Linked DNA regions of Mus musculus: regions 1, 3, 4, 5, 6 and 7 are each linked to region 2. The links are chromatin loops, found by intact Hi-C in ENCODE. Cell type or tissue: left cerebral cortex. All regions are shown on one strand. Each heading gives the region's core, and the rest is flanking DNA. Links, peaks and the distances in the headings are about the cores only. Region 1 overlaps Agl (amylo-1,6-glucosidase, 4-alpha-glucanotransferase). Region 2 holds the start of Rtca (RNA 3'-terminal phosphate cyclase). Region 3 holds the start of Sass6 (SAS-6 centriolar assembly protein). Region 4 overlaps Cdc14a (CDC14 cell division cycle 14A). Region 5 holds the start of Mfsd14a (major facilitator superfamily domain containing 14A). Region 6 has its middle 25 kb from the start of Extl2. Region 7 holds the start of Cdc14a (CDC14 cell division cycle 14A).

What was found. Peaks named below come from ENCODE experiments on the same cell type or tissue, not always from the same donor. Only the 100,000 strongest peaks of a DNase experiment are listed, where the experiment ranks them.
Region 1: it touches region 2 in a loop (4-fold over the local background); 20 of 42 quality-filtered maps call a loop at or near these places.
Region 3: it touches region 2 in a loop (2.9-fold over the local background); 17 of 42 quality-filtered maps call a loop at or near these places.
Region 4: a loop joins it to region 2, with 3.0 times the contacts of the local background. A loop is called at or near these places in 31 of 42 quality-filtered maps.
Region 5: a loop joins it to region 2, with 2.4 times the contacts of the local background. A loop is called at or near these places in 6 of 42 quality-filtered maps.
Region 6: a loop joins it to region 2, with 4 times the contacts of the local background. A loop is called at or near these places in 9 of 42 quality-filtered maps.
Region 7: it touches region 2 in a loop (2.2-fold over the local background); 21 of 42 quality-filtered maps call a loop at or near these places.

The regions. Positions count from the first base shown.
Region 1 is chr3:116,747,254-116,751,657 of GRCm38, reverse strand. It overlaps Agl (amylo-1,6-glucosidase, 4-alpha-glucanotransferase), which reads left to right. Exons shown (of 34, transcript NM_001081326.1): 31 at 1,163-1,260. Among named protein-coding and RNA genes, the nearest start is that of Slc35a3, 37 kb to the right of the region's middle. In left cerebral cortex, for the core only: CTCF peaks have their summits at 256 (motif pointing right), 2,620 (motif pointing right) and 3,816 (motif pointing right); DNase peaks (open chromatin) are centred at 267 and 2,637.
Region 2 is chr3:116,506,014-116,510,417 of GRCm38, reverse strand. Rtca (RNA 3'-terminal phosphate cyclase) reads left to right here and starts at 2,243. Exons shown (of 11, transcript NM_025517.3): 1 at 2,243-2,473; 2 at 2,567-2,667; 3 at 3,440-3,583. The coding sequence starts at 2,429. In left cerebral cortex, for the core only: a CTCF peak has its summit at 2,165 (motif pointing left); a DNase peak (open chromatin) is centred at 2,233; H3K4me3 peaks cover 1,792 bases; H3K27ac peaks cover 1,038 bases.
Region 3 is chr3:116,592,640-116,597,043 of GRCm38, reverse strand. It overlaps Trmt13 (tRNA methyltransferase 13), which reads left to right. Exons shown (of 12, transcript NM_030016.3): 2 at 1,451-2,405. The coding sequence starts at 2,259. It overlaps Sass6 (SAS-6 centriolar assembly protein), which reads right to left and starts at 2,086. Exons shown (of 17, transcript NM_028349.3): 1 at 1,866-2,086. The coding sequence starts at 1,930. In left cerebral cortex, for the core only: a CTCF peak has its summit at 2,576 (motif pointing left); a DNase peak (open chromatin) is centred at 2,108; H3K4me3 peaks cover 1,989 bases; H3K27ac peaks cover 973 bases.
Region 4 is chr3:116,329,498-116,333,901 of GRCm38, reverse strand. It overlaps Cdc14a (CDC14 cell division cycle 14A), which reads left to right. Exons shown (of 16, transcript NM_001080818.2): 8 at 1,020-1,107. Among named protein-coding and RNA genes, the nearest start is that of Gm46839, 74 kb to the right of the region's middle. In left cerebral cortex, for the core only: CTCF peaks have their summits at 498 (motif pointing left) and 1,897 (motif pointing left); DNase peaks (open chromatin) are centred at 482 and 1,884.
Region 5 is chr3:116,660,098-116,664,501 of GRCm38, reverse strand. It overlaps Mfsd14a (major facilitator superfamily domain containing 14A), which reads left to right and starts at 1,825. Exons shown (of 12, transcript NM_008246.2): 1 at 1,825-2,107. The coding sequence starts at 2,024. In left cerebral cortex, for the core only: a CTCF peak has its summit at 1,961; DNase peaks (open chromatin) are centred at 141, 465, 1,832 and 2,374; H3K4me3 peaks cover 2,109 bases; H3K27ac peaks cover 1,508 bases.
Region 6 is chr3:116,031,398-116,035,801 of GRCm38, reverse strand. No RefSeq gene overlaps it. Among named protein-coding and RNA genes, the nearest start is that of Extl2, 25 kb to the right of the region's middle. In left cerebral cortex, for the core only: a CTCF peak has its summit at 1,925 (motif pointing left); DNase peaks (open chromatin) are centred at 1,912, 3,753 and 4,023; H3K27ac peaks cover 627 bases.
Region 7 is chr3:116,422,722-116,427,125 of GRCm38, reverse strand. Cdc14a (CDC14 cell division cycle 14A) reads left to right here and starts at 3,094. Exons shown (of 16, transcript NM_001080818.2): 1 at 3,094-3,689. The coding sequence starts at 3,641. Gm40125 (a long non-coding RNA gene) reads right to left here and starts at 2,875. Exons shown (of 3, transcript XR_867571.3): 1 at 2,443-2,875. In left cerebral cortex, for the core only: a CTCF peak has its summit at 1,964; DNase peaks (open chromatin) are centred at 2,015, 3,054 and 3,852; H3K4me3 peaks cover 2,219 bases; H3K27ac peaks cover 918 bases.

The sequences.
Region 1 (4,404 bases), core at 130-4,129, 240 kb before region 2:
GGCCTGCTGAACATTTGTGTTACCTCAGCGCATGCCACAAACAGCTCCCCAGTGCACTAGACAGAAAGCTCTGTGTTAGGGAATGTCCACAGCAGCTTATAGTCACATCTGTCTCCTTTGTGGTCTTTCTCTCATTAGTTCTATTTAGCTAAGGATTATTTATTATTAATTATTATTTTGTTTTACCATTTTATTGGGGGGGGAGGAGGAGCCTGCATGTAATGTATGTCATGTATATGCAATGCCCCAAGAAGCCAGAAGAGGGCATCAGATCCCTGAGACTAGAATTACACCCTGTAGGTGTGGGGAAATTGAACCTATATCCTCTGGAAGAGAAGCTAGTGTGCCTAACCACTGAGCCATCTCTCCAGCCACCTAGCTAAGAATTCTTGATCCCCTTTTATTGTAAAATCTCAGTCTAAAAATAAACTCTTCAGGGCAGTGGACTAGGAGGACTGTGTTTAGCCATGCCTCCCTGGGTGTTTGACTTTGTCAAAAAGATTACTAAGCAGATATTACTAATTGTAGTGGTATGAAAGTGTACCCTTTCAGACTGGAGATGGCTCAGTGGTTAAGAGCAGTGACTGCTCTTCCAGAGGACCCGGGTTCATTTCCCAGCAACCACAACTCTCTGTAACTCACACCCTCACACTGATATGCATGCAGACAAAACCCAGCCATGCACATAAAATAAAAAGAAAGAAAGAGAGAGAGAGAGAGCAGGCTTGCACAGAGGCACTTTGGCGTGATGCCTTTGCTCCGCTTTCTCTGTAAGATGGGTGCAGATTTTCTCTCCTTCCACCCGTCGCAAGCATTTGTGCTGTTGGCGTACAAGTTCTGAGTTCATTATCGCCAAGAAGAGAGGAGAGAAGCTTCGGGTACGCGTATAGGGCTCCTGCACGCCTAGGACGTGGCAGCGGGAGGTGAGCTCTGCCTCCGGTGTAGCTGTGGCTCCTGTTTGGTTCTTGTTCACGGGTGGCCCCGGTGGCCCGTGCGCTCTCCCAGCCTCTCAGCCGAGAAAGGCGACTCAGATTCCGCCTCGGAGGATTAGAGTCGTCAGGTTCCACTCACCATCTGACCTACACCATATTCTTACATGAGTAAGAACTAATTGTTCTGCGATATTAAAATGTTTTTTCTTTGTTTATTTCACCTTCATTAGGCCCCTGAACTCTTTACTGCTGAGAAGGCTTGGAAGGCTTTGGAAATTGCAGAAAAAAAATTGCTTGGTCCCCTTGGCATGAAAACTTTAGACCCAGAGTAAGTTGGAATATTAGTATTAAGAAGGTTGTTGAGTTGGGTGGTGGGTGTGAATGCCTTTAATCTTAGTACCCAGGAGGTAGCAGAAGCAGGTAGCTCTGAGTTCAAGGCCAGTCTGGTTTACAGAATGAGTTTCAGGATGGACACAGAGAAACACTGTCTAGGAAAGGAAGGAAAGGAAAGGAAAGGAAAGGAAAGGAAAGGAAAGGAAAGGAAAGGAAAGGAAAGGAAAGGAAAGGAAAGGAAAGGAAAGGAGAAAGGAAAGGAAAGGAAAGGAAAGGAAAGGAAAGGAAAGGAAAGGAAAGGAAAGGAAAGGGGAAAGGGGAAAGGGAAAAGAAGAAGGCAGTTGAAATTGTGTTTAACCCACATAGATTAGTATTATTAGTATTAGGCTAGAGAGATGACTCAGCAGTAAAGAGCACTGACTGCTCTTCCAGAGGTCCTGAGTTCAATACCAAGCAACCATAGTGTGGCTCACAATCATCTGTAATGGGGTCTGATGCCCTTTCTGGTGTGTCTGAAGACAGCAACAGTGTACTCATATACATAAAGTAAATAAATAAATCTTTAAAATAGCTCTTGAGCCCAGCATGATGGCGTATACTTGTAGCCCAGCCTCTGGATAGTTGAAACAGGAGAATTGAGAGTCCATGATGGCCTTCCACTGTCTCACAAGTTTGAGACCAGCCTGGCCACATGAGAGCCCGCCTCGTGAGGAGCAGTTGGAAGGATGTAGCTCAGTGGTAGAGTGCATGCCTACCACATGTAGGACCCTGGGCTCTGTCCTCAGCACCACACCCCCATATTCATTTATGTGTATAAGTGTTCTGCCTTCATATATTTCTTTGTGCCACATGTGTGCCTGGTGCCCTTGGAGGCAGTAAGAGGGCATGGATCCCCTGGAACTGGAGTTACAGACAGTTGTGAACCATCATGTGAGTGCTGGAATTGAACCCAGGTCTTCTGCAAGAAGAACACATGCTCGTAACTGCTGAGCCATCTTTCCAGGCCCTCAAGGACAGTCTTTATGTTTTGTTTTTGTGGATAGTTTTTCCATACTCCTGGATAACCTACACTTGTTTGTGCTATTTTAAGTGGCAGGCATATGTGTCCACTTGTAGTGGTGGCTGTAATGATCTTCTTTTCCAGAAGTCTCCGTCCTTCCTGGACAATTGCACCACTCTTTCTGCCTAAATCAGTAAAGAACTGTGGTTTTTTTATCTTACAATTTGCATTTGCAAATGTCTTTACTTTTATAACCCTTTTCCTAAATTTCTAGGGTCTTTCTGGGTTTTTTGTTTTTGTTTTCTTATGTTTTGCCTACATGTAGCTCTGTTGCACCACTTGCATACAGTTCCCACAGAGGCCAGAAGAGGGCATCAGATACCCTGGAACTGGAGCTACCGGTGGTCGTGAGACATGTGGATTCTGGGAATTGAACCCTCATCCTCTGGGGGAGCAGCCAGTGTGCTTACCATCTGAGCCAGGCTTTTATACTTTATCACGTGCTGATTTCCACTGCAGACCAGGCCGGCCTCTGCCTCCAGAGTGGGGTGGAATTAAAGGCGTGTACCGCTATACATGGCCTGCCTTCTTTCTTTCTTGGTTGGGTTTTTGTTTTTGTAGCTTCCTGGAACTCACTCTGTAGACCAAGCTGGCCTTGAACTTAGAGATCTGCCTGCCTCTGCCTTCCAAGTGCTATGATTAAAGTCATGTGCCACCACTGCCCCTGTGTCAACTGGCCTTTCTATATACTGATCTTGCTATTTCGTTTCTGTTTATTGAGACAGAGTCTTACACAGCTGACACTGACCTTGAACTCCTGACCCTCCTGTCTCAACCTCCTAGCATTAGACACATACCACCATGCTTGGCTTGATTTCGTTCTTGATACCCAAAATTTTGTTTACAGATACTTGTTATTTTTTTGTCTGTTTGCATGTTCAGCTCAGGTGTGGTGGCACACAAAGGAAGGTCTCTGTGAGTTCAAAGCCAGCCTGGACTACTGAGACATTTCCAGGGCAGCCAGGGGCGCACAGTCAGGCCCTGTCTCAAACTCTAAGCCCTCAAAAACAAACAGAAGACTTGCTGATCTCACTAAAAGTTAATGATAAAGGTTCATATGGCCACTTTGTGTCATGAAACAACATCTTAAAAGTTACAATTTAGTTAAATTGTACTTACTTACTTACTATGCATAACTCATCTGTTGGCAATGTTTATAACACTGCTCAGTATATAACTTTGTTTTAAATTCTACATATTATAGCAATATCTATTCAACTGTTATTTATAATCTGACCGTATACTCATTTTACTTTTTTAAAGATAGATTTATTTATTTATTTATTTATTTATTTATTTATTTTATGTATATGAGTACACTATAGCTGTACAGATGGTTGTGAGCCTTCATGTGGTTGTTGGGAATTGAATTTTTAGGACCTATGCTTGCTCCAGTCGGCCCCGCTCGCTCAGTCCCTGCTTGCTCCAGCCCAAAGATTTATTTATTATTTTACATAAGTACACTGTAGCTGTCTTCAGACATACCAGAAGAGGGCGTCAGATCTCATTATGGGTGATTGTGAGCCACCATATGGTTGCTGGGATTTGAACTTAGGAACTTCGGAAGAGCAGTCTCTTACCCGCTGAGCCATCTCGCCAGCCCTCATTTTAGTTTTTGTTTTTTGTTATTGGTTGTTGTTGTTGTTGTTGTTGTTGTTGTTGTTGTTGTTGTTTGTTGTTTGGTTTTTTGGGTTTTTTGAGTTTTTTTGAGACAGGTTTTTTTTCTGTGTAGCTCTGGCTGTCCTGGAACTCACTCTGTAGACCAGGCTGGCCTCCAACTCAAAAATCCACCTGCCTCTGCCTCCCAAGTGCTGGGATTAAAGGCATGTGCCACCACTGCCCGGCCTCATTTTAATTTTAAAATAGCTTCATAGAGAAATTTAAAACATGACCCTACATGGACTAAGGTTGTATAAATTGTGGGATACTTCCCCAGTATAGATAAGGCCCAAGGTTTGATCAGTAGGCACCACAAAATAAATAATTTACATAAATAATGCCTTTCTGCTCTGTAGTCAATAAAACCTTATCTTTACTTTTTCGTAATTCAAACAACTGTTTGGACATTTTAATTGTTGT
Region 2 (4,404 bases), core at 259-4,258:
ATTGATTCTTCAAACGCTTCCTTCATGTACTTTTAACTGTTTCCTCTCTGTTGTGTGCATTCATTTTTCATTGTTTTCTTATTGATTCTTCTTTTGGGGGTCAGGGTTTTACATAGCACCCCCATTTTGAATACATACAATTGTGGCCAAAAACCAAACCAAACCAAAACCCAAACAAGCAGACCTGTTGAGCTTGCTAGGCAGACTCTACCAACTGAGCTACACACCAGCCTTCTTGTTGACTTTTCTTGTTGACTTGAGTGGGAGCTCTCTAAACTATGCAGTAACTTCTACAAAAATGAGATTCCCTGCTGTTCTTTGGTTTGACAATTTCCAGTTCTCATACACACAATAACCAGAAAGTTCTAACTTCACTGATCTTGTGAGGCTTTTGATGTTAATTTTTTTTTTTAATGACATAGGCGTTATTTCTGCTTTGGGACTGTTTTAAGTAATACTGCTTTTGAAACTTTAGACAAAACCTTTTGTGAAGACACATTTTCTTTCTTTCTGTCTGTCTGTCTGTCTGTTTTTTGGTCTTTCTGTCTTTCTTCCAACCTGAGAAGAATTCCTGGGGAAATCCCAGTTCTGAGTGTCTCTGTTGCCTATACTCACTCCTTCAATGCAGGTTACAATATCACTTACAGCTTTTTGGACAGTTTCTACCTCATACTTCTATCTTGTCCACTTCCTTCTACCACCCAAGTAACAGCAGGAGTTCGGCTTTAGAAAGCATAAGCTGGGGTCGAGACTATAGCTGTTTGGTACAGTGTTTATTTGGCATGCATCAAACCTCGACATCAGCCTCCAGCACTGTGATTAATAAAAACAAAAAGGATTAGCTTTCTTCAGAGGGTGTTATATTTATGTAATAGGAATCTAATATGTATGATAATCAAGGTACCACAGGGAAGATGGCTGCTCTTCCATAGGACCCAGGTCAGATTCTCACCCGTGTGATTGGTGGCTCACAATCCTCTGGAATTCCAGTCACAGGGAATTCGATACCCTCTTCAGGCCTCTGTGTACAGATGAATGTGTACACATTATGCCCATTCACATAATAATAATTTTTAAAAAGTACAACATGTATATTCGCACAGCAGCCTTGCTTCAATGTCTTATTATTTCCTGTCTGTAAAATTATATCACTGGTATCTCCTTTTTTTAGGTTCTTAGGCCGCTAAACCATCTTCTGTACACTATAATGGGTTTGTGCCTCTCCCTTTGGTTTAGCGGACCATGAGACAAGGAAGTTTCTCTGAGTCTCATGCTAGGCCATGGGAAAAGCCGGAGTTCCCGAGCCAGCCGGGGGGCAAGTTTGTCATCCAAGAAGAGATTTTTTTTTAAAAAAAGATTTATTTATTTATTATATGTAAGTACACTGTAGCTGTCCTCAGATACCCCAGAAGAGGGCATCAGATTTCGTTACGGATGGTTGTGAGGCACCATGTGGTTGCTGGGATTTGAACTCAGGACCTTTGAAAGAACAGTCGGCGCTCTTAACCACTGAGCCATCTCGCCAGCCCCAGGAAGAGATTTTACAGTTCTAAAATCTGCTAGACCACTTTGCAGAAGAGATTGAGTCGATGGCAGGTCAGTGTTGGCCTGGACCACACCTAGATTAGGACTGCTTGCATGTGAATCACTGTTGCTCTCTACTTAAACCTAAGCTTTCCATCAGAACCCTGAAGATAGACTAGGTTTATTTATTTATTTTTTTCTCTTCCCAATGGGACCACACGTAACAGATCTCTTCTTTCTGCCTTCCATTAATACTTATTTCTTGGCTTGGCTACTGAGAAGGTGTTGGCTGAGCCTACTTTGTTAAGGCCTGCCAGGGGCCAGGCTCTGACGGTAACATTTCAAGTAACCATTCACATCTTGGAGCACGTTCCAGATTGATTTAAGTAATCTACATGCTTCCAAAATACTGTGTTAGTACAGTATCGAAATTAGGCGACAGTGATGTTTCATCACACAATTCAGCCTCATTTCCCAGTCTTTGAGGTACCCGAGGATGCTGGAGAAGGCAGTGCTTACACATGATTGGGAAAATAAAATACCAGCCTGGGGGATAACTGAAGAATGTACCTGTTGGGGGGAAAGGGCTTCTGGAGCCTGAAGGTTTTGCTGTGTCACCCCCTTGTGGCCAGCCCAGTTCCCTGCTAGTTTGGGTACACAGTCGCACAACGCCCCGCGCGGCCTCTCTGAGCGCTGGGTGGAGCGCATGCGTACAGCTGCCGGCAGGGTCCCCTGGGGAATTCGTTTCCACAGCAACAGTTTCCCGGGAGGCGCGGGTTCTTTCTCCTTCCGGCGAGCTCGGCCCGGAAGCGCACTATCAGGCCTGCGGGCTTGCGGGCGCCTCGTCTTTTGCCGGTTGCAGCAGGGACGTGGTCGCTGCCGGCCGGGCTCAGAGGCGCCCGCCATGGAGGGCCAGCGGGTGGAGGTGGACGGTGGGATCATGGAAGGGGTGAGTGTGGGACTGCTAGGGGCCGGGGCGAGCCGTGGCGGCGGGGGCCTCCATTCAACCTCTGTCATTTCTCCACCCCGGTGCTCTCTACAGGGCGGCCAGATCCTCAGGGTCTCCACCGCCCTGAGCTGCCTCCTGGGCCTACCCTTGCGCGTGCAGAAGATCCGCGCGGGCCGCAGCACGCCGGGCCTCAGGTACTGCGGGCGGGCGGGCGGGCGGGGAGTTTGGGTAGGGGGCCTGGGAGCCCGGAGATCGGAGCCCGGGTTCTAGGGGGGAGGAGGCCCGGGCGGCAATTAAGAGTGCGGCCTTTGCTCTCCGTTTCTGTCCATAGGGCAGGCCGCTAGTTGTCCTTAGGACGCCTTGAAACAGGGTAGCTTGTCCATGTTCTTGTCATGGTAGGTTTATTGTTAATTGTTCTTGCAAGATATCATCTAGTCCAGGGTAATCCGGAACTTCTCTGCTAGGGTGAATAACCTTGAACTTTCGATTCTCCTGTTTCCACCTCTCAGATGCTATAATTACAGCTGTGTGCCACCATGCCCAGTTTATGTGGTTCTGGAAATAAAACCTAAGGCCTCCTCCACACTGTGCACGCCCTCTACCCACTGAACTACATCCCTGTTCCTCTAATCTCACCCTCTCTTTTCATAAGAATAGCAGTCAAATTGTATTACCGCACCCCCTAATAGCCTCCCTTATGTTGATTGTACCTTTAAAAGGCCTGTTTAAATGATCACATTTTGTGTGGGTTGAGGCCTCAAGGTGGGAATTTAGGGATGAGGAGTACATAATTTAGGTAGTACTGGTGTCACGGGGTGGTCATTGAATGAAATCAAAAGCCCCAGACAAAGTTCTCCTGTTGGAAGACATCACACTTGTTTTCTGGCCATTGCTTTTGTAACTGTCATAGAGTGGGGTATAGGCAGTCTGATGGCACACGTTTTGATGCAGTCTTATGACCTGAAGGCCTCAGCATTTATCTGGACTGGAAATGGTTCGTGATTTGTGTGGCGGGCACCTGGAGGGAGCAGAAATCGGCTCAACAGAGATAACCTTTACCCCCGAGAAGATCAGAGGTGGAGTCCACACGGCAGATACCAAGACAGCAGGGTATGTATGTCTCACTCAGTCCTCCATTCAGACCTGGGTTCAGATGTAGATTCTTTGGCTTCGAGGGAGTGCTCTTTGGACCTTTTGAGGTTCAGTTTTCTCCCTTTTTAAAATGTAAATGATAAGCCTGCTTGTTTAGTTGTAGCTGTTATTATTTACAGATTTCTTTTTGGTTTTTGTAAGGCAAGGTCTCCCTGTAAGTGAACACTAATGTTGAACTCATCCCGCCTGTCCCTGTCCCTACTGCCCCCACCCCCAGGGGCTGAGATTGCAGGCCTGTGTCACTACTATACCTGGTTTTCCCTTATTGTCTTAGTAAGTACCCATGTAACTCTAGAAAGTGTCGGAGGCTCGCCTTGCATGCCCAAGGTCCTGGGTTCCATCTCCTGCTGTGCAGGGAGATGCTGACTCTAAACATCCCAGCTGTCCCGGTTACCCCTCCCCCCTGGGGATGGAGCTGGACCGAGTTCAGTGCTTGATTAGTGTAAAGTTGCCGTGTCCAGTTCCCACTACCAGAAAATAAACAAAACAAGAGTCATAAAAAACCCCACCCAAACACACTCAGCCTCCTGGGAAATGGGTGGCTTAACAAACTGCTAAGAGCCCCTCCTAGCGTCCCACGATGACAGACTGTGGAGAGGAAGCAGCGTTTGCTTGCTTTTGTGCACTGTTTGGTTGATTGCATCCTTATTTTGCGTCTGGTACTGGAGTGCTAGCCCACTGCCTCAAGAATTCTGGCCAGGTTCGTTGCCTGAGGTTCATCCCCAGCCCCCGATTGCTTCTTAAAGTAACCTTTTTTTAAACTGCAATGCTCTGTTATG
Region 3 (4,404 bases), core at 241-4,240, 87 kb before region 2:
ATATATATATATATACATATATATATATATACAATCTACCATAAAAGCCACGCAGTAATTTTCCAGCCAATACTCCCATACAATTGCTCATTGATTCTGCATCGCACAGATGCAACCACAGACAGTGGGTAAGAAATAAGGATGGCTGTGCTCCAGAAAAATCTGATTTATGAACAGCTGGTTGAGCCTTGCCATGGGTGATAGGAATATCGGGTTTCTAAACAAGAGTAATTTTTTTTTCCCAAGACAGGGTTTCTCTGTACAGCCCTGGCTGTCCTGGAACTCACTCTGTAGACCAGGCTGGCCTCGAAATCAGAAATCCGCCTGCCTCTGCCTCCCGAGTGCTGGGATCAAAGGCGTGCACCACCATGCCCGGCTGAGTAATTTTTAAAGTTGAAGTTGTGTTTTAACACGATTAACTGTGATTACAATTTAATGTGTCGAAGAAGAGTTCAGAGTGTCAGGCATGGAATCACAAGTAATGGCCCATATTGCCCAACAGAAACAAAATGGACACCACAAACTTGAGTCATGTGTGTCACTTTAAACTGTTTAGAAGTTACTTAAAAAAAATAACTCTCAAAGTAAAAATTAATTTGAATACATTTGACCCCAATATACCCTAAATAAAGCCGCAACAGATAATCAACATAAAATTGAGACTTTTTACATTTCTGTTACTAGCAGGTCTTCAAAATCTATGAATTTTATACTTACAGACATCAGTTTGGATTAGCCCGAATTCAATAACTACATGTCTATATATTAAACATCACAAAATAATCACCAATGAGAGGCTGGGGTGGGGTGGGGGTTACACATCAGTGGTAGAGCATGCTAAGTGAGGGCACCACTTCAACTGTCAAAATCAAACAAACAATAAGACAATTAAATAACCTACAGATTCCTATATACGGCTGATGTTTTAAGTCCATTTTTCTGACTGCTTTGCTGGTTGATTCTGGACCTAATTTTAAATCGCATACCACAGTTTAACAGTCCAGCGACTCAATACATCAGTGTCTTCTTTTTGTTTTTGTTGTTTTTTAATTCAACATTTTTTTCACCGTTTAGTTTCTACAAACATTTTCACACCTGGTCTTCATTGCAATCAAATGAACAGCTAGACATATTAAATCAATTTAGCAAATGAGAAAATGTAATGTTCACAGAAACTAACAACTAAAAAGTTATTAGTAAAAGAGGGAAAAATCAGATCGCCTGTGGTTAGTGTGGCAAGTTTGCATTCATCTGTGCGATAAGATACCCTAGTGTAAACTCTGTGAAGATCAAGGTATCCCCAGGGGTCCGACGAAGGGCTTTACGGGTTGACTTATGTTTTGAATGTACAGAATTCCTGATTTTTCCAGTTTTGGGAGTTGGTTAAATGATTGAAACTGACGTGCGGATGAACCGAAATATGTCACTGAACGTTTTGTTTTGTTTTTAGATGGAGTTCTAAAGCTTCACCCCCAGTGTTCTTCAAAGGAGAGCATGAGTGAAGGGCCGGGCGACCTGAATCCTAGTGCGGACAGCTCCCTGAAGTCACCGTGAAGCTTTTGTGGAAATGACAGGGAGAATCAGAGTTGCCACCCAGAAAGGACAGGCTGGGCTCTGTCCCGCTGAGGGCCAGAACACGGACGTGAAGGAGTCGGCTTGCCATTTCCTCATTCCCTTTCCTCGCGTCCCCTCCGCAACGGCCGGCCCGGCCACAAACAAAGGTATCCATTAAGTCCGCAGGGTCCCTTCCCGATTCCCGGTGTGACAGTCCGACACCCGCGGACCGACCGATCCCCACGGAACCCAGCCGCCATCTTCCCCATTGGCGCGACCCCAACCGCCACCCGCCGGCTCCGGGAGCTCACCTCTCCTCGCAGTCTTTGCATTTCACTAGCAAGGGAACAAGCTGCTGGAACAGAACTTGACTCATGTCGGACCGCTGCCCCGACGGGAGGGTGAAGAAGCCCAGTAGGCCCGGCCTTCGGTCCCGGCTGCAAAGAAGAGCCGGTCCCGATGAGTTTGAGTTTGGCGCTCAGCTCCCGCGGAGGAGGAGGGAAACGATAAACAGAGGGAACGAAGGAGCTTTGGACCTCGTCAGCCACCGTCACCTTTTTCCGGTTCGGGCACCGACCGAGCCGGGCTGATGCGTCATTTCCGTGGACCCACCCCCCTCAGGCGGCCACGTTTGTTAAGGGAAGTGGGACCAAAGGGGACTGACAACTTTGGGCTGAGCCAGGCTTTCAAAAGGACCCAGCGTTATGGAGGCTCCGGCGGCGACTTCGCCCTCGATCGGATTTCCCATCGACGGCAGATGCAACTACTTCGTAGAAAAGAAGAAGCGCTTCTGCAGGATGGTGGCGGCCGCGGGGAAAAGGTTCTGTGGCGAACACGCTGGCTCCGCCGAGGTCAGCTATCGCCCTCCCTTCCTGGGAGTCGCGGGTCTGTGGGTGCTGGACCCCAGTCTCGCCCCTTTGACAGGTTCCTGCTTCCGTCCCATGGATTTAAGTAAATGCAGTTCTGCCCACCGCTCGGAGCCGCGAGGAGCCCCCGAGGAGCATTGCTTTCTTGTACTAAAAGCTCCCTCTGCTGTCTCAGAGACCCTTACACTCATCCTTCCTTCCGCTAGTCCCCCATCCTCAGGGGAAGTGATTATTTTTATAAAGGAGTGCTTGAAAAAGATCACTAGGTTTTATTAACTGGGTTCTAATTAATTATAGTTATTGTTTTTGAACGATAACCACTTGTGAATGCATGGGGAAGAAACTTAGAAACAATTTTTGTTTGTTTGTTTAGACTTGTAGATTAGTAATTTGCCTGTTCTTTATACATTAGGAGCCACTAATACTTTTGCACTTACAACCAAAATGTCTTATGACATTAATGTCTGTTGAGAGACAAAAAAAAGAAAAAAACAAAACAAAACAAAACAAAAAACTTTGCTTTCAACTTTGAAGTTTGTTATTTTACGTTTATTTTTCCTTCTCCGTCCCAGAATAATAATTACAAGTTCATAAGGTGTTTTCCTGGAGAGTTAAGTCTAAAGTCACAGGAAGCCTCATTACCCTCTACACCAAAAAAGAAAACATTTTACTAACCTGCTATACACTGTTTCTAAACTCAAACAATAGATTTTAAAAATGTGTGTGTGTGTGTGTGTGTGTGTGTGTGTGTGTTCTGTGATTACGCTTTGAAAGTTAGAGTACTATTTCCCTTGAAAGACAACTTTCTGTTTTTGAGATGGGGATCTTGCTGAATTGCTCATATTGGTCTTGAACATCTGATCCCAGGAATTCTCCTGCCTTAGCCTCCCAACTAGCTGGTCTCCATCAAAGAATCACACTGGAATTTAATTTAAAAGTCTATACATGAAATAATGTTGTTTTTTTTAATACTGAAAATTCCTTAACTTTCTCTAAAATTCAGTGTGCGTATCTTCATGAACATTCTGAAATAAATTGAAATAAACAATTGAGAAAAATTAAGAGTAAATACTTGGTCAGCTTTGGCTGTAGGGCTAGTACTAAACGTTATTTTGCTTTTAAAAATTCAATTTTCACAAACCTTAGGAAGCAAGTCATACTATTATTCTACTTAATAATATAGTAAGTCTATACTTAATATAGAAAGTCTATACTATTATTTACATGAAGCAGTCAGGATTATAGAGTTAGCAGCTAATAGAAAGAGCTGAGAATCACACCTAACCACTGGCCTCTGGATTTAATAATTGGGCCATCCTGTTGCATCCAGGTTGATAGGATCTGTGGGGCAGACCTGCCAACATTGTTTCCCTTGCTTTTCTCCCAGTGCCTATAATTAAATGCATAAAACATAAAAGACTGTAACTAGCATTTAGAAAAGTTGCAAAGCTAGTGAATATGACCCATTCTAAATTGTTAAAGCCATGCCTTGTTGTTCCTGGCGTATTTTCTCCTGTACTCTATTCTGAGAGAGGGTCTGAGGGTCACCCTGGCTGGCCTTTGGCTCTGTCTGCCCTTCCTCTGGAGAGCTGATATTCAAAGCATGCTCCACCACGCCCATCATTTCCCCATATTTGAACACCTTTAGACAAATACGCATTTTAAAATCAATTTAAATGGGCAACACTTTTCAAAAAGAGCAAGGATGCAAGTAATGAGTATTTTAGTCAGCTCAATTTAGCCACTTATACCCAGTATATATTTATTTCAAAAGATCATTTTGTACATGATGAATATTGTTGTTAGTTAATCCAAAGTACATGGTTAACATCTTTTCTTAATGGTGCATACAATTACTGTACCCATTTTTAGGAGGTGTTATCTCTGATGCAAAATTACATTAGCAAGCCAAAACAGTACTTATTCATTCATACAGAAGCGAGCTACAATGAAGACTCTTATTATGCGGCATGACCTAATCTTG
Region 4 (4,404 bases), core at 220-4,219, 180 kb after region 2:
TGATGTAGATGGAGACTTGGGCCAGGGGTGGAGTTGGGTGTGGGGGTGTGAATATTTTCTAATGTATTACATAGGAGCCCCCTGGTCACTGGCAAAGTCTTGGGTTTCACCAATCCATGTCCTAGTCCGGATGGGTTAGTAGCACAAGGACAGGGAAGCCACTGAGGATGGAGGAGGTGCTGGAGTGTGGGAAGGCGAGCCATTTCTTGGCCTGTAGGCCTTTGCTGATGAGCACATTGAGTTTGCTGACCAAAGGTTGACAAGTATTCATCAGTCAGCCAGCAGATACATTTTATTTGGGTTCATAGGGTTTAAAAACTTATTTAAAGATAGTCAACAGTCAAAGAAAGATTTCATTGAAAAGTCCATTTGGAAGGTCAGACCTAGTTAAGTCAGCTTCCCAGGGTCACCAGTTAGCCAGGGCTAGAAGCGCCTGCCTTTTTTTTTTTTTTTTTTTTTGCCTTTGTTTGGGCTTGGCGCCCTCTGCAGGCGACTGTGGCCGAGAGGTTTATGGTGTCTCGTCCCTCCTTCCTGCCCTTTGTCAGTCTTTAAAGCAGCATTGATTGTAGGCATAATTACTCCCAACAACAACGACAACAACAAGAAGAATAAAAGCGATTGTGTTTATTGTGACCCAGATAGTTATAGTTTTTTCACTATTTAAAGCCTCCTTGCTATGTTCATGAGAGTCCTTATATTTTCCCTTACCTCGACCTATTGTTTTTGTTTTTTGTGCTTTTTTTTTTTCCTGGAATAAAATTTCATTGCAGACTGACAAGTTTACTTTCAGACAAACAACCTTTCATACAGTCTGTATTTTTTATCATCTGAGTAGAAACTTTTCTTAAATGAGGTGATACTATAGTGTTTTTTTATATCTATTATTATATATTAGTTTCCCCTTATGTAAGTCCCATTAATCTAGTACTGACGGTGTGACACGTTATTTGTAAGGACTTCTTAAACTGTAGAAACACTATAAACTATTTTTCTTTCCTTTTTTCACAAAATTCTGCCAGCGAGTTGAAAACGGAGACTTCAACTGGATCGTTCCAGGAAAGTTTTTAGCGTTCAGTGGACCGCATCCTAAAAGCAAGATTGAGAATGGTAGGTCATTTTTTCCTGTGTCACGTAAACATCTATTGTAGTTCATTTTCATTACATTCTCCATAATGTATTTCCATATATAATTCACTTCCTTGGCTAATATCCTTTGAGGAATATTTGTTCATAATTTTCAAAATTGAACAGTATTAATTTGTGTGTTAAATGCTAAACTTCTATTATATTTTATTTTTTTAAAGCAGGTTTATTTTATTTTTAATTATGTGTATATGTGTGTGTGGGAAGGTATGTCATGGGTGGTGTGTACACAGAGCACATCCCCTACAGAGGTCACAAGAGGCCATCAGAGTCCCTGGAGCCGCAGTTGGAGGGTAGCTTGAGACAGAATTCCAGATATTCAAAGTGTTTGTTTGTCCATTTAATAAGCGCAGCGTTGTAGGCAGGTGGAGGCCTGGCTCCCCATCCCTTACTGGTTGTGGAACCTGCTGTGAGCGTCCTTCCTTCTGGAAGCATTAGTTCCCTTGTATAGCCCAATGAGGGGACAGACCCACGTCTTGGGCAGCTAGTGAGGATAGGATTAGAGACATGGATGAAGGGCCTCAAGGTGGCAGGTCCCTCAGCAGCTACACAATTGTCTTTTTATCCCAATGTTCTGGCTACCTTATTATCATACCTAGAACAGTCATTTCCCTCAGCTTTCCCCCACTTTCCCAACTTTAAAGGGAAGTCTGGGAAACGATGAATTGAAGTCTCTTAGCTCTGAAATTGTTTCCTTAGCCTGTTCTTTAGCACCTCTGGGTCCTGTGCTTCACTGATGTCATGTCTCCATCTAGTGGCAAGATTCGGTAAGGGTTGGGTGAGCGACCAATCAACCCTGGGTGGATTGATATTAAAAGACTAACCAGTCCCTCACAACATGACAGTGACATTGCCACACGTTTGGATGATTTTTCTTGGTTTTAATTAATTCAAAGTCCCCCCTCCCTCTCTCCTTCCCTCCCTCCCTCCCTCCCTCCCTCCCTCCCTCCCTCCCTCCCTCCCTCCTTCTCTCTCTCTCTCTCTCTTTCTCTCTCTCTCTCTCTTTCTTTCTTTCTTTCTAATAAAAAAGCTTGTCCTGTTCTCTTACTTGGTGTCCTGATAAATGGAATGGCGTTGATTGAGCCTTACCTGAAACAATCACCCACACAGGTGCTAGAGTGTGACTTACAGGGTGTAAACGCTGGCTAGCTATGTGTGCATGGTAAGCTATCCAGGCACTAGTTATTCTGTAACTGTGTGGTTTAGTGAGATAATCCAGATAGAGTACTTTGGCGCCTGGGGACATAGCAAGTGATCAATAAAATTAGGTATTATTACTGTCATCATCATTATATCAATGTCCTGATACCATGCTAAGTGAACGGCATCTATTGACTGTGTGGGGTAGCTCACTAATGGCAAGAGAAGGCTGGAGAACTAGAAATGGTGAAGAAACAATGTATCTGCAGGGTTTACATAGGAGAGCAGGACCATGGCCAGGGATTCCAGCCACAAGGAATTTTTATTTACTCATTAAAAAATTTATTTATTTAATCTTTTTAAATGAGCACACACAGTCTTAGATATTATTGTGCTATTTTTGAAAGAAGTGTGTTTAAGTAGAGTCTCCTCCCCATCAACCCTCCCACTGCTGGTACCCAGCCCTCCATCATCCCTCCCACTGCTGATGCCCAGCCCTCCATCATCCCTCCCACTCCATCATCCCTCCCACTGCTGATGCCCAGCCCTCCATCATCCCTCCCACTCCATCATCCCTCCCATTGCTGATGCCCAGCCCTCCATCATCCCTCCCATGGCCCGGTACCCCAGCCCTCTCTTGTTACCTCCCCTGGTGATTCTGACTTTCATGTCAGTCCCTCCTTGCTCTGCTTTTTTATCACTAGCACCTCTTTTTCACCCTCTCTTGCTTTCCTAGTTTTCTAGGCTTTATTTGTAACGACATCCATTTCCATACATACATGTATATATTACAAGCCAGGATCCACAGATGAAAGAGAACATATGGATTTTTGTCTTTCTGAGATTGGGACACCTCACTTAGTATTATACATCCCAGATTCATCCATTTTTCCCCCCTGGAAATTCCATTTTCTTTACAGCTGAGTAACATCCCATTGTGAATTGGTTCCACATTTTCATTATCCACTCTGTTCATGGACATCTAGGGTGGCTCTAAATCCTTTCTATTGTAAATAGGGCAGCAATAAATATGGATGTGTAGGTATCTTTGTGATAGGAGTCCTTTGGATATAGTGAGTGGTACGCTAAGTCCTACGGTCCATTTGTTTTTAATGTTTTGAGTAATCTCCATGAGGATTTCCACAATGGCTGTACTAGCTTGCACCCCACCTACATTGAATAAAAGTTCCACTTTCCACACGTCTCCAACAGCATCTGTCATCAGAGTTCTTGATGTTAGGCATTCAGAGGAAATTTAGTACAGGGAGTTTGCTACAGTGAGACTAAGAAGAAAGACAGCAACGAAGGATGCAGAGGGCGATGGAGAAGGTAGTGGGTTCCTTTGAGGCTGAGGGATGAAAGAAACAAAGGGGAGTTGGGAGGACGGAGGCCCGTGGAGGAAGAGCCTCTGCTGGTCCTCAGGGCTCTGAAGGGAATGCACCAGAGACTCTGCTGTCAGGGAAGACATCTGGCCGGTTCAAGGCATGCCAAGCCGAGATGGGAGCTCTGGCTGAAGTGCTGACAGACGGGAAGAAAGGTTTCCTTTGGTTGTCTTGCCATCTCTCCTACTTTGAGAGCAAACGGAAGTATGCTAGAAGGGTAGTCTGCATGGAGTAGTAGGTGGACCCAGAATTACAAAGACTGAGTTGGAAGCCTGGCTTGGAGCTGAGAGAAAATTTTTAAAAATGACAGGGTGAGCAGGGGTGCAGCCAAGAGCATAGTATGGAGACCCTCTGGTTCACTCCGGAGCACGTGATCTGGGGGGGGGGGTGTCATTCTTTCTCCAGAGCACGTGATCCCCTCGGGGTCATACTCCGGAGCACATGATCCCTCGGGGTCATTCTTTCTCCAGAGCACGTGATCCCCTCGGGGTCATACTCCGGAGCACATGATCCCTCGGGGTCATTCTTTCTCCAGAGCACGTGATCCCCTCGGGGTCATACTCCGGAGCACGTGATCCCTGTGAATGAGGTCACTTCACTTGCCTGGGCTGCCAGGAATCTGCCAGCAGCTGGCGAACCCTGAATGGGTGAATCCTGAATGAGTGATTGGTGGTAACTGGTGTGTTAGGAAATTAGTCCTCTTAACCCCTGGGCTGCAAGGCAAGGTTTTCAGTGACCC
Region 5 (4,404 bases), core at 104-4,103, 150 kb before region 2:
CTTGAATTTGCTGTAGAGGCTGGCCTTGAACTCCTGGTCACACTGTCTCTACAACACAAATGCCAGGACCGAAGATATGCACCACCACGCCTACCTTAGAACAACCTTCTTAATCCTCTACACCCATGCAAAATATGATCTCGGGATTTAGTTATGAAGTTTCTCCCACTCTCAACAGCTTGAAGTTGGACTTCAAGGAAGTTTCTATATGAGAATTTTATTTTTAAAGTAAGTATGATGAAAATCCTTACCACCCAAGATGCTTTTCTTTCCCCATCCATGAAAACTGGCTTATTTTCCATTTCTTGTCAGCATGCAAGTAGAAGAAACAGAACATCCAACCAGGTTTATTTTTAACATTTTATTTTGAAATTTACAGAAAAGCTACAGTAACCCTCACATGTGTGCCCCCTGCTTTCTCCTTTACCTTGTCTAATAGTTACTTAGGCCATGTAATAAATAGCCTGATGTTCAGTGGCCTGAAGAATCCACCCACACCCAGGCTGCTCTCAGATTTGTCCTTGAATTCCTGATTCTCCTTCATGCCAGGATCTAGGCATCCACTTCTATGCTGGGTTCACTGATTGTTGGTGATAGAATCCGCAGCCCTATGCTTACAGGAAAAGCACTCCAAAAGAACCAGCTACAGCCCCATCCCAGTAATGTGGCTAAGCTGGGTATTCATAGCTGAAGGTCTCATAAAGTTTGCAGTCAGCTCAAGGCTTGACCAGGCATAGAGGATCTCGTTCCAAGATAATCCACAAAGCTTTGAAGGAGATTTCAGCTCAACGGCAGCACCTCTCCATAGTTCCTCTGGTATTATGGCATAACAATCGGCAACCCCTGACTGGAGTAAATGAAGAGCCTAGCAAAAACATACAGTACCTTTTATGACCTCTCCTCTAAAGTCAGTGCTGTCATTTCTGCTTTGCCCTGTTAAAACAAGGTCATCCATCACTAACCAGGCCACAAGCCAGGAGAGGGAGGGAGCCCCTTCCACTTCTCCCAGGGAGGAATATCACTGAGTTTGGGAACATTTATCTTACTTAGAGCCACCACATCCAGGATCGCTGTTGCCACAGTTTGGTTTGTTTCCAGTTCCCCTTTATCGAACAGTTTGATGGGGGAAAGCATGTGTTGTGCTCGTTCATACCTAGCACTGAAGGTATATTTAAAGGAAAGTTTTCCAACAGTTACCAAAATGAAGACTTTGCTAGACATGGTGGCACATGACTTTGATCACAATATGGGAGGTAGTCAGGGAGATCTCTCAGTTTGAGGCCAGCCTGGTCTACATAATGTGCTGCCTCAAAGTAAATGTCAGTACTGTTAATATCACATTTCATATTCCACCTGTCTGCTCTTTCTACCAGTCTTCTAGTCAAACCAATTTTTAAAAGCCTATAAAGTATGGCATCTAGTTTACACTGGGAGAGAATGTACTGGTACGTGGGGGTATGTAAGCCAGCATGACCTAGCTGGGCATCAGATCAACAGCTAAAACTCCTCTACCTGCTACTGACCATTCCTGGAAAACTTTCCCGTTGTCCCCTTCAATTCTGTTTTGGTGGGGATGCATTTGATGCGGATGCTATTAGCCTGGGACGCCTGAGCATCTGAGAAACTATTTGTCAGATTTGAGTAGGTAAAAACTTTTCGGAACTTGAGTTCATCTGTGAAGGAAAAACTGTTAAAATAGCCATCGCTCAGCGCCTTAGAGGGCAAAAGCTAGGCAGCCAAAGCACCTGGCTCCACCCGCTCCCGCGGCACCTCCCAGTCCTCCGCTATTGCAGGGTTGGAGGGGCGTGCCCGCACTGCGGGGGCGTGGCTGCGTCACGGGGGCGTGGCGAGCGACTCAGCCGATCGCACGATGTGACGCGCCGCCCGAGGCAGGCCGGGCCCTCAAGATGGCGGCGTGCGCCCTGAGCGGCTCGGCCCGGCAGTAGTGGCGGGACCGCACTCGCCGCTGGGGCCGCCCGCCCCCTGAGTGGCTGCTGCAGCGCCGGGAGTCGAGGATGGTAAAATGACCCAGGGGAAGAAAAAGAAACGGGCCGCGAACCGCAGTATCATGCTGGCCAAAAAGATCATCATTAAGGACGGAGGCACGGTGAGTGCTGCTGGTTCCGCGCCGCAGGACGGCCCGGGTGCGGGCCCGGCTCGCTCTTCCCCCCGCTTCCGCCTTCGCTGGGCCGAGAGCGCCCTGCCCTTCCGTGCCGCCGGCGCTGCCGCGGTCTCGGCCTGCGGCCTCCGCGGCCTGGCTCCCCTGGACGCTGCTGGTACCTCCGGCGGGGCACTGCGTCTCGGAGCCTGCGGCCTCGGCCCACGTGCGCCCGGCCTCGGGGAGGAGGCGGCGGCCCCTCCGCAGCCTCGCCAGGCCCAGCGCGGCGCGCGGGGAGGCTGGGCAGCCTTGCGCTCCGTATGCTGTGGCGGGTGGCCGCCGCCGCGGCCCGCTGGGCCAGGGTACGTGCGTTGTCCCATCGCGGTCGCCGGGAGCCGGAGCAGCGGCTTGGAGCTGTTCGGCTACCTTGTCGGGGAGTGGGCTCGTCCCCTCTCCCGGCGTCGGAAGCCTGACCTTCCCTGGGGCCCTCTCCGTTAGAGAAATCTTCACCTTGTGCCTCAAAATAAGTCTTTAGAATTGGTCATGGCGTGAGGATCGGAGACAGATTCTGGCAGGCGGACTGAGGCTAAAAATGTGCCTTTTAGACAGTCGTTACTCGCAGAAAACTTTATGCACTGTGCAGTGTGCTACCAGACGTCGATATAGGATTTGTCATTGGAAAACAAACGTACACTTTTGTTGTGCTGTGTGTTTGTAGCGTTACACTCTGATCTTTGCTGACTCCTTTGGTATCGCGTTCCGAAATAGAATGGAAAAGTAAGATGTGTCTCTGTGGTGAAGTTGCAGACATTGTTTCTTTCCATTTGTTTGTAGTTTAATGGAGCCTTGATCAATGCTAGCAAAGCACTAAATATGTAAGTAGGCCACCGCGGAGGATTTGCTGAAATCAGTTTGAAATAAATGACAACTTTCTTTTGACATTTGAGAACATGGCCTAGTCCAACTGCCATCATTTAGAAAGCTTGGGACATATGGAACGATTTCGGAATATGTTCAGTTAACTGTCAGATTTATTAGTTGTCATAGCTTTGACTTTTAGTGAAAAAAGAGGGTTCAGAGCTTTCCAGATTTTCTTACTGTACCTGATCAAAGTATTACTTTGATGAATTCTCATTAGCTGTCTTGACCAAGTTAGTAGGAGCTATACTGGGAGGAAAGAATATCGTTGTCAGGTTTAGAGAGAGAAACTTATAACGAAGCATATTTTCAAAAACCAGGTGCTATTTAAGACCAATCTTTGCAAAAGACAAGAAGCAAGATAATTAAGGAGCAGACCTTTTTTTTTTTTTTTTTTTTTTTTTTTGGTTTTTCGAGACAGGGTTTCTCTGTATAGCCCTGGCTGTCCTGGAACTCACTTTGTAGACCAGGCTGGCCTCGAACTCAGAAATACGCCTGCCTCTGACTCCCGAGTGCTGGGATTAACGGCGTGCGTCACCATACCCGGCAGGAGCAGACCTTTTATAATGTTTGGATTTTTGTCTGGTTTGCTCTGTAAAATATTTTTTTGATGAGATAGTAGGGATCAAACTTAGAGCTCATGTCAGCCTCCAGAAGAGTCATTCCAAATTCTGACTTTGAGAAGAGATACATGTTTTTGTTGTTGTTGGGATTTTGCTTTGTGTCTGAGGACAGATCTCAGGTCGTTCAGAAAGACTTCAGACTTAGGACCCTCCTACTTGTGCTTCCCAAGTGCTGGGATTATAGGTGTGTGTGCTGCCATGCCTGGCGAGAAGAGGTTCTGTTTGTTTAAGTCTTTTTGCTATTTATAAAGATATAGCAAATTTCTAGCTTGCTTTAGTACACAAAATACTTTTTACTAGTAAAAATGTCTTGGTGGCACACTAAATCAATGAAAACTTTCCTTGAAAGTCAGGTCTTAAGAACATCGTCCTTTCCCATCTTACTCTGCCTCACTTTCCTTTTCATTCTGCCTTTTTTTTTTTTTAAGATTATTTATGAGCCAGGTGGTCATTCCAGCACTCGGGAGGCAGAGGCAGGTGGAGCTCTGTGAGTTCAAGGCCAGCCTGGTCTACCGAGTAAACTCCGTTCAGCCAAGACTCCACAAAGAAACCCTGTCTCAAAAACAAAACAAAGATGTACACACACACATGTGGAGAGCTGTGAGCAATCGCACACACAAGTGTTTTTGCCTAAATGTATGTATGCGTTCAGCATGATTGCCTGGTGTCTGAGGAGGTCAGAAGAGGGAATTCCGTCCTCTGGGTTTGAGCTGCCGTGTGAGAGCTGAGAAACAGTACTCTGCAAGAGCCACAAGTGCAGCTCAG
Region 6 (4,404 bases), core at 103-4,102, 470 kb after region 2:
GAGATTCCACCTCACACCAGTCAGAATGGCTAAGATCAAAAATTCAGGTGACAGCAGATGCTGGCGAGGATGTGGAGAAAGAGGAACACTCCTCCATTGTTGGTGGGAGTGCAGGCTTGTACAACCACTCTGGAAATCAGTCTGGCGGTTCCTCAGAAAACTGGACATAGTACTACCGGAGGATCCAGCAATACCTCTCCTGGGCATATATCCAGAAGATGCCCCAACAGGTAAGAAGGACACATGCTCCACTATGTTCATAGCAGCCTTATTTATAATAGCCAGAAGCTGGAAAGAACCTAGATGCCCCTCAACAGAGGAATGGATACAGAAAATGTGGTACATCTACACAATGGAGTACTACTCAGCTATTAAAAAGAATGAATTTATGAAATTCCTAGCCAAATGGATGGACCTGGAGGGCATCATCCTGAGTGAGGTAACACATTCACAAAGAAACTCACACAATATGTATTCACTGATAAGTGGATATTAGCCCCAAACCTAGGATACCCAAGATATAAGATATAATTTGCTAAACACATGAAACTCAAGGAGAATGAAGACTGAAGTGTGGACACTATGCCCCTCCTTAGATTTGGAAACAAAACACCCATGGAAGGAGTTACAGAGACGGAGTTTGGAGCTGAGATGAAAGGATGGACCATGTAGAGACTGCCATAGCCAGGGATCCACCCCATAATCAGCATCCAAACGCTGACACCATTGCATACACTAGCAAGATTTTATTGAAAGGACGCAGATGTAGCTGTCTCTTGTGAGACTATGCCGGGGCCCAGCAAACACAGAAGTGGATGCTCACAGTCAGCTAATGGATAGATCATAGGGCTCCCAATGGAGGAGCTAGAGAAAGTAGCCAAGGAGCTAAAGGGATCTGCAACCCTATAGGTGGAACAACATTATGAGCTAACCAGTACCCCGGAGCTCTTGACTCTAGCTGCATATATATCAAAAGATGGCCTAGTCGGCCATCACTGGAAAGAGAGGCCCATTGGACTTGCAAACTTTATATGCCCCAGTACAGGGGAATACCAGGGCCAAAAAGGGGGAGTGGGTGGGCAGGGGAGTGGGGGTGGGTGGATATGGGGGACTTTTGGTATAGCATTGGAAATGTAAATGAGTTAAATACCTAATAAAAAATGGAAAAAAAAAAAGAAAAAAGAAAATATCTAATAAAAATTATATTTTGCTTTTACTTCAAAAAAAAAAAAAAAAAAACTTTGGCTAAAAGCAAAAGGCTGCATTCTAAAGAGCAATAGTACATGATTTAAGTCTTATTATTTGTTAGATTATTATTTTATTATTTCCTATTGTATTATTATCATTATTACTACAACTATTACTATTATTATTATACAAGAGCTATACTTGCCAGAGATAAATGAATTTTTATTCCTACTATTTGGGATGGCTGAGTTTTGAAATAGTGAGTTATTCTGATAATTTATTGCACAGTACAATTCTGTGTTTAAAATCATGCCTTTGGTTTAACTGAGAAACCTCATTGTTACATAAAATATGTTAATGGGTGATATAAGTTTATTTAATATGATCAACCTAGGCCAGGATTCACATAACTTAATAACATACTAATTAATTAATTAATTAATCATGGGGCGGGCCATGAACATGGCATGGCATACAGGTATTGGTCAATGAACAAGTTTAGGTAGTCCGTCTCCTGCTTCCAGTATGTAGATTTCAGGGTTTGAACTCAGGTCCCAGGCTTAGTGGCAATCACCTTTCCTGGCTGAGTCAACTCACTCTCCCTAACTTAGTCTCTCTTTAACTTCACTGCAGAAGACATTCTTAGGGAAAATCAGGGACACCGCTAAGGTAAAAGATTTGCTAAGTTTACTGGAAGGGAGCTAAAGTGACAGAAATCAGTCTATTAGGCTGCAGTGACATCTGCTGGTAAGAAAGTTAATTCCTAAAAATTGTGTTTCGTAAGTAGGACTTTAGTCTTCGCAACTCAAATTTGCATTCTGGGTTTGGCACATCAATGGCTGTAAGTAGAAATTTATGGTTCTTGCTAGCCTGTGGCAACTTTCCATATGCACCTTATAAACCAGCGGTTGTCAACCTTCCTAATGTCACACCCCTTTAATACAGTTCTTCACCTTGTAGTGACCCCCAAACATAAAATTATTTTCATTGCAACTTTATAACTGTAATTCTGCTACTGTAATTGTAATATAAATGTCTGTGGTTTCCTATGGTCATAGGTGACCCCTGTGAAAAGAACTTTCAACTCCCCAAAGGGGTTGTGACCTATAGGTGGAGAACCACTGCTATAAGAGAAATGTTGTTAAGGAGTGGGTGTTGCCCCGTCACAGGGCACAAAAGCAGTGCTCTTGGCCCCCCAGGGCACAGTGACCCCTGAGCACAGCCCAAGCCAGGTCTCACCCTTGGCACCTCACCAATACTGACTCCCGGCCTGAAACTGGCCGGTTGAGACCTAGATGTAGGCATTCTTCTATTACTGTGAAATTTTATTTATGAAGAATTGGAAGGAGGCAGCTCTAGGCCTTGGGAAGTGTACCTCTTTTCTATACACTTTCTTTCAGCAGCTAGCATCTTTACCACTCACCCCCTGCCTTTCAGGTCCCACTCAGCCCTCCCCCACTGACACCCCTACTTTTCTGGGGCCTGCCCAGACTATTTTCCCCTGTGGAAAGCATGCCACATTGCCACCTCCCACTTCTGATAGGGATCACCTGGAAAAGATGGAGGCATCTCCTCTATTTTCTCAATAAAACAACTGGTTGTTTTGTTTTGTTTAAAAAAAAAAAGGAGTGAGTGTCCTCAGAGATAACCGCTCCCAGCATACTTGTCGGATGGTGATCCATCCTCCAACACTAGGCTACACAGCCGTGTTTACATCAGAATTTGCTCCGACGCTCTGCTCTGGACAGTTGAGCCTAGGCTGTAAGTGAGAGCACCGAGTTTCAAGATGGGGATGTTGCAGGGTAGAATTTTCTTTTGCCCAAAAGTAAGACATGGATGCTACTGTTTTTGTTGAAGACAGGGCTCCAAGTAGCCCAGGGCAGCCTCAAACTTGCCCTGTAGCCAAGAATGACTTGGTCCTCCTGTCTCCACTTTCTGTTGAGTCTAAAGTGTGTGCCCCACATGCGTCACAGCATATGCTGTGCTGGGGACTGAACCTGTGGACTTGTGCATCTCAGGAGAGCATCCCACTAACTTAACTACATGTTCAATCCATGCTTGCTACCTTTTAAGAACAACTGATTCAACATCCTGCTTTAGGGTCATCAAACTTTACAATTGGAAAGAAATTTTGCTAATCATTTTGTTTGCTCCTTTCTTTCATGAGGAAGGTGAGAAAAAAATAAGTTAAAATACTTGGATACCTGGAAGATTCTAGAAAAAAAAAAAGAAAAAAGAATGTTCCCATTCTGATAGCCTTTACTAGATGTGTATTGCTTGTGATTTAAACAAACAAACAAACAAACAAACAAACAAACAAACACACCCTTATGCATGCAAACATGCTTTAAAATTTATATTTAGCTTTCTCCAATACATTTTTGCCAGCTTTCTCAGATTCAAGATATGCTATTTGAATACAGAGAGTATTATGTAATGCTTCTATCTGGCACATCCGAAATATGCTTTTTTTCCCCCAAGTCCTTCTCAGAAAAGCAAGCTGTCTTCTGCATTTCTTCAATGTAAGAATGGAAGATGAATGTGGACCAGAGGAGAGGAATCAGTCCGAAAAAGCCATCACAGGAGATGTCTGTGGCTTTCTGATGGAGCCATGCTCACAGCCTCACACACTGGACGTGTTATCAGACAAGCACATTTTCCCTCGAGTTTGCATCCCCATAGGCATTGTCACACTAGCATGGAACTTACAGGTGAGAAGTCATGCCATGTAGATAAGTAATAACCAAATGACCTAACAAATGGTGCTAAGCAGGCTTTTTCTCAGCTGTGTCACTGTCAAATCCTCTCTGTTCACTGGTGGGTGCTTAGCAACATCCCCTTAACATATCAGTGGTGAGTAGCACACCTCCAGTTGTAACAACCAGAACAATCTGCCCCAAACTGCCAGATGGCCTAGAAACACACACACACACACACACACACACACACACACACACACACACACAGACACACACACGATTAGTCCAAGTTAACACCTGGTATGAAATAAAGCTGCTTTCTTGTGATAAAAGCAAAACAAACAAACAAAAAAGAACTAAAAAATAAAACCCCAATTGGGTTTTTGATATTTTCTTCTCGGAAATCAATGAAATGCTGAGATACAGAGACTCTGTCACATAAATTTCATGGGAATTCTCTCTGTGGACAGGCATGATACCCTTGCCTATAATCCCAGTGATCAAGACACTGAGACAG
Region 7 (4,404 bases), core at 229-4,228, 83 kb after region 2:
GTGCCATGTGTACAATGCTGTATATTTTTCTTGCAGAGTTTTTAATAGCATGACTTAGAGAGGTCCTAGTTTACTAATATTACTCACAGCACAGTATTAAAGAATTTTATCCTCTGTATGGAAGTGGCACACATCTTTAATCCCTGTACTCAGTAGGCAGAGGCAGGCAGATCCTCTGTGAGTTCCAGGCCAGCCTGGTCAACAGAGAGAGTTCAAGACCAGCCAGGGCGACAGGGAAACCCTGTCTCAAAAACCAAAAACTACAGAAGAAAGAATTATTATCAAAAATATATAGTAAATATGGTAAGGAAAAATAATTTTCCTTTAAATTTTGGCTTGAGACAGCATCTTATCTCACACTAATCCAGTTGGACCTCCAACTCATGAAGCACTCTCATGCTGGGACCATAGGCATGGGCCACAAACTCAGGGCCATTTTTACTTATTTTTACTTTAGTCTTATGTGTGTCTACATGAGAATGTACCACATGGGTATGGGTGCTATTTTGTCCAGTAGAGTGTTGGATGCTCTGGGGCTGTAGTTAATGGCAATTGTGAGCCTCTCAACACGGGTGCTTGAAGTGGAGCTTAATTTGGGTCGTCTGGAAGATCAGGAAGCCGCCTTAACTGCTGTGTCATCTCCCCAGCCCCCATTTTCATCTCTTTTAAAGAGTTTTGTTAGGTCACACTTCATTCCTCATGTCTAAAACCTCTAAGGAGAATTCTATGAAAGGCAATGTAGAACCCTTTTTGGGAATAGAATAGACCCCTGTTGTTACAGGAGCTATTCAATGAAATCTGCCCCCCTGAAAGTGTTTTATGGATCTCTCTCCTGAGACTACTTATGAACGTACAGTCATGTGATGGCCAGGCAGAGTGACACAGGCCTGGGTTCCTGGAAGGAGGATCAGGAGTTTATTGTCATCCTTCTTTACGTATGGAGTTCCAGGCCAGCCTGGGGTTATACCAGACCTACCTCAAAAAACCCAAAAACAGCCGCATTAGCCCGTGAGATGGCTCAGTGGGTAAAGATGCAGGCCACCAAACCTGAGAGCCTGTGTTGTAGCCCCTACACTGTGGGAGGAGCAAATGACTATGGCCACTCTAAATCAGCGCAAGCCACCACCTCTGGCTCCAACTTTTTACTGCAGTTGATAGTCAGATGAAAAACTATAAGACTTGTAAAGCGGCAGCTTTAGAAATGGGTTGAGTGGGCTTTACTGTTAGCTTTATAGACAAAGGGGCGAAGCCTACTGAGACTGACATGCTATGCTTTTCTACATATTTCATTAAAAAAAATCTCAATTACGTTTATTCCAACAAAATTGAAATTGTTCAACGTATTAAAACCAGGATTTGGGAGAATAAAGGTAACATTCAAGTTTTGAGAGGGTCTTTGTTCTTTTTCCTTCTTTTTTTTATTTTTTAGTTTTCAAGACAGGGTTTCTCTTCATAGCCCTGTCTGCCCTGGAACTCACTATGTAGACCAGGCTGGCCTTGAACTCATAGATTCACCTGCCTCTGCCTCCCAGGTGCTGTAATTAAAGATATATGCCACCAACCCCTGGCTATTTTAAAGTGTACTCCCCCTCCTCCTTCTCCCTTTTTCTTTTTGGGAGGTCTTTGCTTTCAGGACTCTTAGAATATGTAATACACTTCAAAAGGGTTCAAGGCTCATTACAACTTTCAGGACTTTTACAGTTGTAAAGTCTGTTTCTTTTTCGGGGTTAACTTTTGAATGTAAGGAGAGGGTGTCTTTTTAACTCCCTTACCAAGGATGTGTTTGGCTAGAATTACCGAGATGCTCTGAATAACTTTCCAGTATATCAAAGTAGTATCCACTTAGTTTTGTGCTTGTTTAGCTTTATGGAAAGCCGGCAGAGCAGAAGAATGGCCTAAGAATTGCCTCCCTGGAGTCAGTGTTCCAAGTTGCTTCAGCCGGCACTTTGCTCGAGCGCCCCCTCTCTCCCTAGAGGTCAACACGCAACTGCGAGCTTTCAAAGGCTTGCACAAATCCCCGTTTCAAGGAGAAACCACTCAGAGCGCATGCTCTGGTGATAGTGGTTCAGTAGCGCCATTTTCGTAAGGGAAGGGCTGGCCACTAGTTCCGTCCCTAGGGCTCCCAGCATTAAAGTTCTCCAAACTGGATCAAAACGTTGCCGAACAAGTCCGGGGCCTCCTGGAGAGGAGCCTTTGTACTCCTTTGCAACGCTCCAGCCAAGACTACAGAAATCTTCTGTTCATTTCTCTTGTGGACAAGAGATCCTTTTCCCTCTTCTCCCTTCGCCTAGGATAGCCTACAGTCCGAGACTAGAGCCTTACACTTCTGGTGTAATTTTGCGCTCACACCTGTGGCCAAAATGAAAGGACTTGGAGAACTGGACGGGAATTTTTTTCCCCCTTGAGAACAAAGCCTAGGTGAGAGCAGACTCTAGTACTTACAGGGCATCAGTCCGTGTACTCAGGAGCTAGGAGGTATCGCTTCTTTTGAAAATTGGTTATAAAGACACAGATCCGATAGTGGTGAGAATAGGGGTTGGTGGAAAGATAGCTAGCGGTACGACCCGACATGGAGAAGGTCTGAGGTTTTTCAATGTGTGTGTCTGCGCGCGCGTGCGTGTGTGTCTCTGTGTGTGTGTGTGTGTGTGTGCGCGCGCGCGAGTTTAGAAGAAACTGAGTGAAGCAGGAAAGAGCTTGAGAGACAAAAAAAAATCTGGTGTGGAAGAAGAGCTAGCCGGTGCAGACGTGGAGACAGCATCTCAGCCCGCCAGGCAGTCGCAGCTTCCTGGGAGGCATTCACTCCTCTCTACCCATCCTTTTTCATTCATAAGTTTGTGGCTCCGCCTGACATCCACCCCACCCCCACCCCACCCAGGCAGAGGGCCAAGTTTCCTGTGTAGCAATTGGTGAAAGGCAACAAAGCCTTAGCAACTGGCTCCTAGTGACCCGCGGGGCGCCTGGTAACTGGGGCCCGAGGCCGGCTCAGAGAAAGGAGCCGAGCTGTCCCTTTAAGGGATGGCCGCGGAGTGGTGAAAGTGGAGGGGGACGAGGGAGGGCGGGGAGGCAGGTCTGGGGGCGGACCTAAGAGGAGGAGGAGGAGGAGAGGGAGGAAGAGTTGCTGCTGAAAGGAGGTGGCGAAGGAGGAGTCTGAGCAGCTGCTACTAGCCCCGCGGACACCTCCGGAGTCCTGCCCGCTGCCGCACGAGTGGCCACGGGCGCGATCCGGGCCAAACGTCTTGTCCTCCATGATCACTTTGGGAGCCGGGGAAAGACTTTGCCCGGCCTTGGGAGCTGGTGTGCGCCGTCCAGGTTTGGTGGAGACGGTGCAGCGCGAGAAGGAGGAGCTGCAGCTCGAGAAGCAGCAGCAGCCGCCGCCGCCGCAGAGTCCGGATCACAGCGGTTACAGCCCGGGGCGTGTGCGTCCCGCGCCCAGCGGGTTCGGTTCCCCACGGAATGTCCCCGGGGCGCCCCACGCGCTGACCCTGCAGCTGCCTCCGCCTTGGGCGACTGCCTCCTCCCTCAGGCAGGCTCGGTGATTGGGACCGCGAGCTCCCAGCTCTTGGGCAGTGGGGAAGCCCCCGGGGGCGGGTGACCTCAGCTGGCCACGACCCAGCCCTCCCCCGTGCGGATCTCGCTTAAGATGGCAGCGGAGTCTGGGGAACTAATCGGGGCTTGCGAGTTCATGAAAGGTGAGGAGCAGCCACCCGGCATCCTCCGGCCCTTCCACGCCACTCCCCCCCCCCAACTCCTCACGGCTCACCCCTTTGTCCCAAGCCTCTATGCTGGGTTTCTTTTCGGGCCCTGTGTCCCTCAGTACTGCGGCTCGGCGCTCGGGCCCCTTCTCGCTACTCAACTCCCGGAGGACCCCCTGCTTCCGGCTTCTTTTTTCGCGTTCTCACTCCCTCTGCAGCTTCCTCGTACCCGGACAGTGCAGGCTTCTCTGCTTGGGATCCTCCTGCAAACCTATCTTGGTGGGGAGCCTGCTGGTTTTAATCCTCCATCCGCTAACTCTCTACTTCCTCGGTGGCTGGCCCGTGTTTTTGGGACACCCCCTACCCCCAACCACACCCCCCTATCTTTCCTTCCTTCCTCTTGAAGTCTGCTAAGCTGCAGCGGCAGAAGCTCGCCTCTTTTCCCATTCCACCGCAGCTGAGGTCTGAAGGTTTCCGAACCAAACTTGTGTCTCCAGTTTTGCGGGTACCCACAGCTCCTGTCTGCACCCGCCCGCACGCAACCAGGGGGTGAGGGAACTCAGAAGATGCTCTGCCCCCTGCTGGGTCTTCTAGCCTCTTAGCAAGATGTGCTTTTGGGGCTCTGTAGCTTTCTGGAAGATCCTGTTTCTCCAAGAATCCCACGTGTTAAAGGTCTTTAAACGATGTGTAGCAGTTATTAATCCTTTGTGCA